2 separate regions of the Homo sapiens genome follow, and region 2 is linked to region 1. The links are chromatin loops, found by intact Hi-C in ENCODE. Cell type or tissue: heart right ventricle. All regions are shown on one strand. Links, peaks and the distances in the headings refer to the core of each region. The heading gives the core; the rest is flanking DNA. Region 1 overlaps TBC1D5 (TBC1 domain family member 5). Region 2 overlaps TBC1D5 (TBC1 domain family member 5).

The links. Peaks named below come from ENCODE experiments on the same cell type or tissue, not always from the same donor. Only the 100,000 strongest peaks of a DNase experiment are listed, where the experiment ranks them.
Region 2: it touches region 1 in a loop (3-fold over the local background); 1 of 110 quality-filtered maps calls a loop at or near these places.

The regions. Positions count from the first base shown.
Region 1 is chr3:17,548,766-17,556,688 of GRCh38, reverse strand. All of the region lies in intron 2 of TBC1D5 (TBC1 domain family member 5), which reads left to right. Among named protein-coding and RNA genes, the nearest start is that of TBC1D5, 190 kb to the left of the region's middle. In heart right ventricle, for the core only: no CTCF peak of the experiment used is centred there; no DNase peak of the experiment used is centred there; H3K27ac peaks cover 1,701 bases.
Region 2 is chr3:17,478,264-17,483,263 of GRCh38, reverse strand. The region is part of intron 3 of TBC1D5 (TBC1 domain family member 5); the gene reads left to right. Among named protein-coding and RNA genes, the nearest start is that of TBC1D5, 260 kb to the left of the region's middle. In heart right ventricle, for the core only: no CTCF peak of the experiment used is centred there; a DNase peak (open chromatin) is centred at 1,913.

The sequences.
Region 1 (7,923 bases), core at 1,604-6,603:
GAGTTACCTTTTTGATAAATCAGAGCTAATTTAAGATTATCTTTTAAAAATGTCACTCTTGATCAGTTGCATTCTATTAAGCTTTCAGGGATGAGACAGAAAGGTATGCAATAAGACATGCCAAAATCAAACCTTATGCTCTTGGAGATTATTCCGATATTAGCTTGTAAGATGGCATCGAGAGGAGAAACCAAAGGTGTAGAGGCAGGCTTAGTAGTTATTGTAATGTCTGTGGTAAGCAATGAGGAGAGCCTAGATTGAGTAGTGACTAGTCATGAAAAGGTGAAGATGATGATGAAAATACAGGAAATGGAAATGAATTTTAAACCAATAGAAATTTCTTATTTTTTTGTAGGCTTAAAAACAAACTAGGCTAAGCACGGTGGCTCATGCCTGTAATCCCAGCACTTTGGGAGGCCAAGGCGGGTGGATCACCTGAGGTCAAGAGTTCACGACCAGCTTGGCCAACATGGTGAAACCCTGTCTCTAACTAAAAATACAAAAAAACTAGCCAGGTGTGGTGGTACATACCTGTAGTCCCAGCTACTTGGGACACTGAGGCAGGAGAGTCACTTAAACCTGGGAGGCAGAGGTTGCAGGGAGCTGAGATTGCGCCACTGCCTGGGTGACAGAGCGAGACCCTGTCTCAAAAAAAAAACCAAACTATTAAATATCAGCAATTTCAGTGGTTAGAGATGTAAACCAAAAATAAAATTCTAAGCCCCCAATCAACTGAATGGATCCTCTTGTTGTCCAAGGGGATTCCAAAGAACCCCGAAAAACTTGCTCAGGCCATGACAGGAATGGAAAGGTCGGTCATGGCTTGTTTGTACTCTTCTTGCTTTGGAGTTCAGGCACAAAACTGAGCAGCATTAACATTAAAATAGAGATTAGAAGACTGACAAAACAGACTCTTTGTAGCACTAAGATAACAAATACCACCCTGATTGTAGTATAGCATCACATGACAGATAGCAGGCCCTGTAAGAAATCAAAGCATTTTACCCCATATTTAACATGTTTTGAAATGGCCCTTCAGGGTTATCTCTTGTGGGAGAAGTTTACATTCTGAATAGAATCACAGTCCCATTCCTTTCCCAGCTGTTTTTCTGATCCTGAAGAGATTAGCTGGGAGTCCAATACCTTTTAAAGATTTAATAGGAGAAACAGTTGCCATCTATTGCCTCTGAAGATGACCACTTAACTCTTTCAGCTAATTGCCAACCAGAAAATCTTTGAATCCACCTATGACCTGGAAGCCCCCTTTGCTTTGAGATGCCCCGCCTTTCTGGACAGAACCAGTGTATACCTCACATATATTGATTCATGTCGTATGTATCCCTGAAACGTATAAAATCAAGCTATAACCCAGCCACCTTGGGAACATGTTCTTAGGACCTCTTGAGGCTGTGCCATGTGTCGTATTCCTTAACTTTGGCAAAATAAACTTCTAAATTGATTGAGACTTGTCTCAGATACATTTTGGATTACAGAGTTAATAAATTCATTGTCAACTTGCATTAGAAAAAAAAAAGCACAAGGCCTGGCGCAATGGCTCATGCCTGTAATCCCAGCACTTTGGGAGGCCTAGGAGGGTGGATCACAAGGTCAGGAGATCGAGACCATCCTGGCCAACATGGGGAAACCCCCATCTCTTCTAAAAATACAAAAATTAGCTGGACGTGGTGGCACGTGCCTGTAATCCCAGCTACTTGGGAGGCTGAGGCAGGAGAATCGCTTGAACCTGGGAGGCGGAGGTGGCAGTGAGCCAAGATCGCGCCACTGCACTCCAGCCTGGCGACAGAGTGAGACTCTGTCTCCAAAAAAAAAGAAAAAAAAAAAGCACAGATATTAAATATATGAAAAGAAGAGATAATGGAAGGGCTTTATGAATTACAAGGAAACTGTCAGTGACACAAGCATGGAAAGATTTTAGGGAGAAAGTAGATGTGGTTTTTAGTATCCAAATTCTGCATGCCTTTTAGGATCCAGGCCAAATCCCATTTGTGTAAAGTTTTTACTCAGTACCCAAGTGCAGAAAAGTGCTCCATGATGGGGGAGAATAAAGAATGTATATATATTCGTCAGTAACCTTTGTTGGTTTTCTAGAACATGTTCCTGAGCATAACATAAGAATAATAGGAAAGTAAAGTTGTATCCCTGTGCTTCACCTCAACCAGAGTATGATCAAACTAAGCCTCTTAGATAAAACTTCCTGCCTACAGTAGTGTTTTCTTTTGCCATTTCACTATCCTTTGAGGACATGTACCAGCTTCACCCCAGGAGAGCTTCCCCACTGGTTTCATTAGCTGTGAGCAGCCATTAGAACTCTGACTGGTCTCCCACATTACTCCTCTGTGAGTTGCGTTATAATTTATTTGAAAGATTATTTCCAAACGATGTTTCGGGTGAGTTCCTTTAAAAGAATGGATTAGTGAAATGGTAAGTAATGGGCTTCGTTAATGGCTTTTTATATTGACTGATAACCTCTTCTTGATGACCTCAAGCTGTTATGTACATTTTAGGTTATTCAATGCAGTCTTTTCTCACCAAATATGTTATGGTGCTGTAGAATAGGGATTCTATCTTATATGTCCTTGTATTCCTTAATTTAGGAGACAGATGAGGTGAAAGTTGACTAAAAATAGTACGTGCCATAGAAACAGAAGATACTACATCCTTAAACTGACGTAGTAGGCTGAATGTTTAGGGAATAGATGTTGACAGGATTTAAAAGAGGGAAGGAAGGAGCACTTGTCCATAGAAAATTCAACAAGTTCCCTATTGGTAAATACTTGGATTGTTGTCAACATTTACCTTCTGTAAACAATATTGTAATGAATTATATAGGTCCTAAGTCTCTTATCTGAACCCGCAAGGGGACTAAATGTTTTGGTATTCATAATTTTCGGGATTTTAGAATTGTTAACATGATACATGTTCTAAAATTACAGAATACTTCCAGTGGAGGCAGCACTCAGTAAACAAATAAGTTACTATTTCTGATGGGAAATGTGTGATTATTCACACTGTTGGTTAAATAAAGACCATAAATAGCTTTATATCAATTCAAGTCAAATTTTGTTGCAAAAACGACTTTGTGTCAAAGTTAGGATATTGCTTGTGGTTTTTGGAGATTTGGGACATGTACATATATATGTGTGTGCTGTTAGACTTGCAGGAATAATTTCCATTTTGGATTTTCTGGATCAAGAGAAAATACATTTGTAGTTTTGTTAAATAGTACAAATCCCCCTCCCTTGGTGTTGTACCATTTCCTACTTTTTTCAGCAATGTGTGGAGGGAAAGCTGGTCTTTCCCAGTGTTACTACTAATGTGTGTTGCCAGACTTTTGGATTTTTGCCAGTGTAACAAGTAAAAAATAGAATCTCATTGTAGTTTTACAAGGAACATTTTAAAAGATAAGAATTGCAGTTCTTACGGCATTGGCTAAGGACTTTGTGTATTGACTGGTGACCTCTTTACAGTGACTATGGAGAGTTCTTTAAATAGCAGCAGGGACACATGACACCATTCCCTCTCTTTCTTACCCATCTCTCTTTTGTCTGAAATATGGTGCCCCAAGTATATTTGTGCTTAGTCTGTTAATCTAATAAAGAGTAAACACCTATCATGTAGTCAATTTTGTATTTTTTACTGAGTTTGTATAATAACAGTATATTTTCTGTCTCCCAGGCAGGATTTCAGGCTAAAACATTAATAGTAAACAAAAACACTGGTAAATGCAAAATTTTCATGTTATGCGTTAGGATATACTATTTCTCTAGCCCTGGAATTCTGGATTTATTCCAAAGCTCAGTTCTGCCTTTGGGCCTCTGTATTACCTGTTTTTTCTCACTGGAATAAATAACCTTCATCCAAACTCCCATGACAAACTCCTTTTTTTGTCACTCAACTCTGTTTAAATGTCACCTCTTCAGATATCTGAATACCCAGTCTAAAATAGACCCCATTCTCTCTCCATCTCATCAACTTTTTGAAATTTTTATCATAGCTATTAGCACCACCACCTGGTGTTTTTATATTTGTTTATTTTCTGTCTCCCACCAGTAGCATTTAAGCTCTATTTGGTCAGAGACTAGTGTCTTATTTAGTACTATGTCCTAGGGCCTAGAATAGTGCCAGGCATGTGTTCCATTTTTAGTAATTGCTCTTGGAATGAATGTCTTCTTTCATGATTTGCCTTTCTGCTTACTTCAACCTCCAGAATGTTCTTCCCCTCAACCTGGTCTAGTCAACTCCTATACATCCTTAGTGTGCTGTTTGATTTAGGAAGATGATTTATACAATTTATTCAGAAACTAATAATTATTTTGATTTTCCTTTGAAATCTTTCCAAAATTCTCTACTTGAATTATGATTTTGAAGCATAAGGTCTCTAACAGGAGGGAGCTTTGTCCAGCCATGTTAGTTCCTTTGCTTTATAAAGCTTACTTCTTTGATACTTCGGTGATTGTTATTACCTTTTTTTTTTTCTCTCTTAAGATCATAGGTCCTTGTGTTAATCATCTGGAAGGACTGATGTTCTGTATATTCAAATTTTAGTTGTTGAGTAACAGTTTTCACATATTAGAGACAGCCTAAGGGAATAAATTTACATAAAACTACAAATGTATACTGCTCAGAAACAAGGTTTCCCATGCCATTGCTCAGGTGCTGCAGATGTTGAAGATGGTATCAACACATACCATATGTGTTAGAAAATAAAAGGGGTAAGGGCAGAAGTTTAAGGAATCAGAAAAACTTCATCTGTGAATTTCTTCTTATTATAAGTTTAAAGTAGACATTATGCCTTATTTTAATACGCAGTTGTTTTTTGTGTTTATATGTTTTATGTTTTGATCACTGTTCAGTATTTAAACTCCTTCAAATGTGCAAAGATTAAATGTTTAATAAAAATTGCTTGTTGTTTTCAACATCTGTGTTCAGAGAACAATGGCCCACTGGAGTGCAGAAAGCTTGTAAAGTTTTCAAATGTATTGAGAATGACAGAAAGTTCAGTGAAGAGTTTGCTTCCCTCATTACAGAACTACTTCTGTGGCTGCGATTACACTAAGAGCATCTTTAATTGCTTTAAAATCTGAATGCATGATAAGAATGGATTAATTTGATTTTTCTGTTACTACAAGTAGCAGATGGTTTATGTCTTAGGAATGCTCATGTTGTAAAATGAGATCCCCAGCTCATCCGTGATTGGTCACTGTTAATGAAGCATGCTGTGCTGATTATTGATTTAGAAAATGAGGATGACATGAGTATTGTGTGTGTTGCTGTAATAAATTAAAGAGGAGTATTTTAATAGCCAGCAGACATACACCTTAAATAACATGAAATATTTGATTTTCTATTCAGGTGGTCTCTGCCCTGTCAAACTAATTTTATTGTTTATTAAAAAGATATACTTTTATAGTTTCAGCTAACAAGCAGATGGTCGTCTTTACTTATTTCTGTTTTGTATTGCTGTATGACCGATCAGCATGATAGGAACCCAAATTAGCTTGTTGTCTGCAAAGCAATGGTGTAGCCATGGGAGGAAATCTTTTGCTGTATGTGTGTATATTAGAGAGAGTGCATGTTTATGCACTTAAATACACACACATACACACACACACACAGAGCTATTTACTGTTTTCTTAGTGTTTAATACTTGTTTTTTAATTAAAGCTATATATTGAAAGTTTTGTAATATTTTTTTCAAATAAATTTTTAAATTATAGATGGAAGAGGAAGAGAACTGGGATTTTTTTTGGTTTTAGTTTCATGTGAACATGACATAAATTTATAGTCACATTTTATTGCAGGCACATTGTAAAAGTCAGGGTGATGACAGTTTATTGATATCTTCACTTTATATTATGTGGTATTTGGTGATGTTCACAGATATGTAAGTGCTTTATCTTTATGGCAAAATAACATTTTGTGACTCACAGTAGTTAGATTGCCCCAAGAACTAAACATATAACATATTGGATTAAAAAATTTTGAAATTATTTTATGACATTTTGTTTTACCATAATTTTAATTGTGGCCATGCAGTAAGCATTGTAGATTAGAGTGCTTCTTACCTTGACTGTGGGTAAAGCTGTAGAAGAAGACCTTCTGTGGTGTTTTTTTTTTTTGTTGTTGTTGTTGTTTTTAACTTTGTGTGTGTACCCTGTGTTTTAAATTTCAAATATTTATTGAGTCTTGTTTAACTTTTACAGGTGTGTTTCAATTCAGATGAACATGACCATTTTTAACAGTGTAGTGGTATTTCAGAGTGATGTAGAAGACTGAAATTATAGGCAGTGGAATCAGTATCCTAAAGTAAACTTTTACTGCAGATAGGAATCAGCAAGGTAATGGGGAAATCAGTATTCTTAAATGGCCCGCTTTTAACCCTGACCTTACCCATTTAACACATATTCATAGTAGTAAATATTTTCCTAACAAATACTTTAGTAATAATTCCAAAGCACATAGAAGGGGAAAGACTCAATGATTTAAGAGGTTTGATTTGATAACAATGTATCATTTATCCACGTAAACAGAATATTAGTCAATTTTGATACTCATGAGGTCATCATCCTTCATATTAAATTGTTTTACAGGAAGCCTATGAAAAACCATTAGAGATTGTGAAGTAAAATGGATTAATTGTATCTTTCACATGACAATCCACTTTGCAAAAGGATAGTAGGAAGCCATTCATTATTATTATTATTCTTATTATTACTATTATTATTATTATTATTATTTTAGACAGAGTCTCATTGTGTTGCCCAGGTTGGAGTACAGTGGCTCAATCTTGGCTCAGTGCAACCTCCGCCCCCTGGGTTCAAGCCATTCTCCTGCCTCAGCCTCACGAGTAGCTGGGAATACAGGCATGCACTACACACCCAGCTAATTTTTGTATTTTTACTAGAGACGAGGTTGCACCATATTGGCCAGGCTGGTCTTGAACTCCTGACCTCAAGTGATCCAACAGCCTTGGCCTCCCAAAGTGCTGGGATTACAGGCGTGAGCCACAGCGCCTGCGCCATTCATTATTAAAACAACTATATTGAATGGGTGACTGAAGTTACAACTTGTTACATATTTGTTGAATTTTATAGTATGACTTTTGCAACTTTTAATAAAAATCATACTAAAGGCTTGTTTTCTTAATTGTTAATGTCTCCATTTTTATTCATATATTTATTATAGAGAAAACTCATTAAAATGAACAAGGACTCGTTTTTAGATATCTTTACTTTTAAATGTTTTATGACTAGTAGTAGTGTACATCACTGAACAGAAGAAATACCAATTCTCTGCACCATAGTACAAATAAGATATAGAAAAGAAATTGCCAATTGATAATTTATTTTATTTTATCTTATTTTTTTGAGATGGAGTGTCGCTCTCTTGCCCAGGCTGCAGTGCAATGGCGCAATCTTGGCTCACTGCGACCTCTGCCTCCCAGGTTCAAGTGATTCTGTTGCCTCAGCCTCCCAAGTAACTGGGATTACAGGCATGCGCCACCACACTCGGCTATATATTTTTTTGTATTTAGTAGAGACAGGTCTTCACCATGTTGGTCAGGCTGGTCTCTAACTCCTGACCTCAGGTGATCCACCTGCCTCCGCCTCCCAAAGTGCTGGGATTGCAGGCATGAGCCACCCTGCCTGGCCACCACTTGATAATTTAATAAAGATTGTTGGAAGTAGTTTAAAATTAATAACCAAGGTTTAACAAATTATTACTGTCTAAAATAATTTTCAATAGGTAAATTTAAAGGTATTTGGAGAGTGCTACCTCCTTAGGGGTACCTTACCTTATAATTTATACTTCAATGGGCTTCAAAAAGTAAGTATTTTAATTGTATGTTTTGTAGCTTAAGTAACACATATAATTCTTTATTATGTTAGCCCAGATGAATGA
Region 2 (5,000 bases), core at 1-5,000, 72 kb after region 1:
TCCATAGAATTCATTTATAACAACTTGCAGTTCTTATATGGTTTATCTAATTTTAGAGATGGCTGTTATATTAAAGTTCTCTGTAAAGCCTGAGGGGTGCTGTTCTTACATCTAGGCAATAGTCGAAGTTCGGGTGTGAGAGCAAGCGATGGAAACACTAAGAAGTATTTACATGCATGGTAATTTTTTGCCATTTAAACACACATATACACACATTCACATAGATTAGGTGTATATTTATGCACAATCTGGCCTTTTAACAAAGAAAAATAAGCCTGTGCTTAGGCTGCCACTGATACAAACAAAACATCTGAGACTTTAATGAACACCATACTGAGGGCATGTAGGACATAAGGCGAATTAAGCAGGTTACAAACTGCACGTCTTCTGTTTAGATATAGGAGATCTCCCCAATCCTGACAATTAGTTGTACTGACAAGGCAAGCAGACAGACAGAAACAGAAGGAGATCATTTGTATCAATTTGAGAAACAGAACTAGTAATGAAAAAATAGCCATATAAAATAGTTCGTCTTTTGCTTTAAAATTATTCTTTCTCTATATTTGCTCCAAAAATAAATACACACTGGTAAACAAAGCCTTCTTTTATTTTGTTTGCAAATAAAGACCAACTTAGTTTTTATTTTTATTTTTTAAGAAAATATTTTCTGGACACTCAAACGAATTTTAATCTTGGTAACCTGACAGCTTTGTTTAAACATTGAATATGAATTTCCTTTCATGAAAATCTTTTCAAAGTATAGCAGTTCAGCTGTGAAAACCTGAATACATTAATGATGACAAAGAAGCTCCAGAATGAGCCAACATTTGTTTTGTTCTCTTTCAACATTTCTTGATAAATTGCATACACAAAAGTATTGCAGGGTTATTTTAATTTCTCCCTATTTCTTTGCTAATAAGTGTCTCTGTGTTTACCTTTCTATATCCAGTACCTTATTATTAATCACTTAATATTATTTATTTTTAAATGACTTTAAGAAGTTTTTTGTCTTTTAAACTATGCCTTAAGGTACACGTTATAGGGAACATTTGAACAGAGCTTTTGGTATATGTTATCAGATATCAAAATACATGACTCTTGTTTAAGTTTTGGATCATTGTTTTCCATAGTAAACACCTTTCAATGCTCAGACAATTGTGTTCTGAAGGCGTTTATTTAAGGATCATTTTCTTTGTATCTTAATTTATTTAAATAAATGAGTCGGCCAGGCGCGGTGGCCCATGCCTGTAATCCCAGCACTTTGGGAAGCCAAGGCTGGTGGATCATCTGAGGTCAGGAGTTCGAGACCACCCTGGCGAACATAGTAAAACCCCGTCTCTACTAAAAATATAAAAATTAGCCAGGCGTGGTGGCACATGCCTGTAATCCCAGCTACTTGGGAGGCTGAGGCAGGAGAATCGCTTGAACCTGGGAGGTGGAGGTTGCAGTGAGCCAAGATCGTGCCATTCCACTCCACTCCATCCTGGGCGACAAGAGCGAGACTCCGTCTCAAAAAAAAATAAAGTCATTTGCCAGAAACGCAACATTGAAGTATTTTAATACAATACATTTTTAAGGCTTATAGCATATTTATTCTACATAGTTATTCTTACGAAGAGTGGCATTGTTAATTTTTCTGAAATAAGTGTTTCCTATCTTGTTTTAAAAAGGTGAGAGGCATAATTTGGGACATACTCTGTGAAGATAAGCTATACAGGTCTCGCTCTGTGGCCCAGGCTGGAGTGCAGTGGCAGATCATGGCTCACTGCAACCTCTACTTCACAGGCTTAAGTTGTCATGGGCTACTTGGGGTGTTGCTTTGCCAGCTGGAAACCTCTGTGGCAGGCGGTGCCTTTTACCTGAGTACTGCTTGTGCCTGCTGGACTTGTTCCATCCACTTGGCTTGGCAGGCTGTGCTTGGCTCGTGCTACTCACCCAAATCCCATGCCTTCCAAGGGTGAGCCAGGCACAGAGTGGAGCAAGTATGGGTTCTGGCCACTGCACGCAGCCAGGCACGTCAGCTGCTTCGGTGGGGCGGGCAGCCCTAGGTGCCGGTACAGATGCTGGCTCTGTGCAAAGCTGCGGCTTGATCAGATGTACTGCACGTGACTTCCATTGTGGGCACCCACATCTGGACGAGGGGAACATGATGGCACCCGGAAGCTTGGAGAAAGCAGGAACCACAGAACCCCAAAGAGGTTGTCACAACCCTGGTTCAGGGAGCCCCTGACTCTAGGGTCCCTGAAGGGCCCTAGCTCTTCTCTCCTTTTGATTGCCCACAATGTGGTGAGCAGTGGGGGAGCATGTTTCAAGCCATTTGTGTTATAGCTCTTTTAGTCTTGCCATTTGGCAGGTCCCAAGTTCTTGTCCTGCATCCAGGAAGAATGAGGTACACGGACAACTGGATGGTGAGCAAGGCAGAGAGGAGCTTCAGTGAGTAACGGCAGCTCTCGGGAGACCTGAGTGGGTAGCTCCTTTCCGTAGGCAGGTCATCCTGATTAGTGTCCAGCTCTCAGCAGAGAGGAGACCCTCACTGGGTAGCTCCTTTCTGAAGGCAGGTAGTCCCAATGAGTCTCCAGCTCTCAGTGGAGAGGAGAGCTGCAGTGGGTAGCTCCTTTCTGCAAGCAGGTTGTCCTAATGAATGTCCAGCGCTTAGCAGAGGTGAGACCTGGAGTGGGTAGCTCCTTTCCACAGGCAGTTTGTCACCATGAATTGAGGAGACCCAAGGTGGGTAACTCCTTCCCGTAGCTGGTAGTCCTGGCTGGGTCCAGGGTTTTTATGGGCTCAGAAGGGAGGAAGTACATGCTGGTTCGTCCAAGGGCAGGCTGGAAAAAGCACCATAAGTTGTCACTCCTGGCAGGGGCTTCACCTGGAAGTGACAGCCTGGCCCCCATGCTTCAGGCCATACCTGGCTTTAAGGCGGGGCTTCACTGGGGAGCTGCCTGTTTCTGCCCGAGAGCCTGTCTGCTTTCTGCCACCATCAGCATGTCATCCATGGCGCCCAGGTTTTTGAGCTGAGGGGTGCTTGCAGGCACATGCTGAGCCACCCTTAGCTGCTCATCACCCTCTCTCCTGCGCTCGCTGGTGCCCGAAGTCCTGAAGGGACTGAGGTGGCAGGGGGCCGGCATGACAGTGCCGCCCTATGTGTGTGCACACCCAGCTGGGTCGTAATAGTGCCCGGACTCAGCCACAGCTTTGCTTCACTCCAGAGAGCGGACACCAGGAGCAGGGAGAGGCCAGGCCACAGGATCAGGCACTTTCAAAGCTGCAGGGACAAGGGGCTTCCTGGGACCCCAAGAGCACAGGGATTCCTTGGTCTGGAGCTGTGTGGCTATAGCTGTGCCCCAGAGCGTGGGGCTCCAGCCCTGCCTACTTGATAGGAAGAGGGGCTCCCTGCCTGTCCCTCGCTCCCGCAGGTTCATAGAGCATGCAGCCCCAGCTAGCGCCTCCCCCACTGCACCCAGCATCTTCACAGTGGCCCCACCAAACAGGCCACTGCTGAAATCAGTGTGATCTTCCTGCCTCCGTCTCCTGAGTAGCTAGGACTACAGGTACATAACAGCATACCTGGCTAATTTTTTAATTTTTTTGTAGAGATGGGGTCTCACTCTGTTGCCCAGGCTGGTCTCAAATTCCTGGGCTCCATCCATGTCGGACTACTAAAGTGCTGGGATTACTGGTGTTAACTACCATGACTGACCTCTTTTCTGATTTTTAAAGTTCAAACATGTTTATTCCATTTATCAGATAGTTTTCAGTAAAAATGTATCACAGAGTTTTGCAACTTTAATATTATGTTTTGAATCATTTCTTGAACTACACCTTGATATATTGTTTGAAAGTGTTTCCTTTCTTTATTTTTTCTGAGATGGGGTGTCTCTCACCCAGGCTTGTGCACAGTGGTGCGATCACAGTTCACTGCAGTCTCAACCTTCTGGGCTCAAGTGATCTTCTTTTCTCAGTCTCTGGAGTAGCTGGGACTTCAGGTATGTGCTACCATGCCTGGCTAATTTTTAAATTTATTTTTGTAGAGACAGGGTCTCAGTACTTTGCCCAGTCTGGTCTTGAATTCCTGGGCTCAACAATCCTCTTGCCTCTGCCACCCCAAAAGCTAGGATTATGGATGTGAGCCGCCACGTCCAGCCTTTGCATGTTTTCAGATGACATATATCTAGCTCAGTGATTAAAATGAGCTGTGTAGCCATTTATTTACCAAGCATTAATATTTCATGTTATTCATAGATAGTGTATCAGTTAACTTGGTTTGTATGACGTACTGTTTCTAAACTTGTTACACAATATAGTAAGCATTTATTATGGGTAATGGTAAAGTGAGCAAGTTGAGTAATTCTCTTACTCTGAGCTGAGCTTGCTTACGTGTCTAAGCAATGGATGATCTAAGATTGTGTCACTTGTGTCTGGAGATTCAGTAAGCTACATGTCTCATCCTCCAGCAGGGTAGCCATCACTTGTTTACATGGTGATGTCAGCTTTCCAAGTAAACAAACTGCCAGGTTTCAGGATTTCATGAGATCTAGACTTGGTACTGTGACCTTGTCAGATCTGCCACATTTTCTTGGCCAAGACAAGTAACAAAGCCAGCTAGAGGTAGCAAAATTGTTAGAGGTAGCAAAAATTGTATTTTTGTATACTAGCAGTGAACAATCCTATAATAATTTTAAGCAAAAATTCTATTCATGATAGCATTAAAAGAACTAAATATTTAGGAATACATTTAACACCAAAAGTAGAGGAAGTACACTGACAACTATAAAACAATACTGGAAGAAATTAAGGAAAGTTATAAATAAGTAGACATTTCATGTTCATGGATTAGAAGACTCAGTATTACTATGTTGCCACTACCTTTTGATGGAAGAAGCTGGAAAGTCACACCCTGAATGTCATATGTTTAGGAAGGGAGTAATTGGGCCATTAATACCATCAATTTTTCACAGATACTAATTCAAAAATAAATGAACATTTATGATATGTAAATA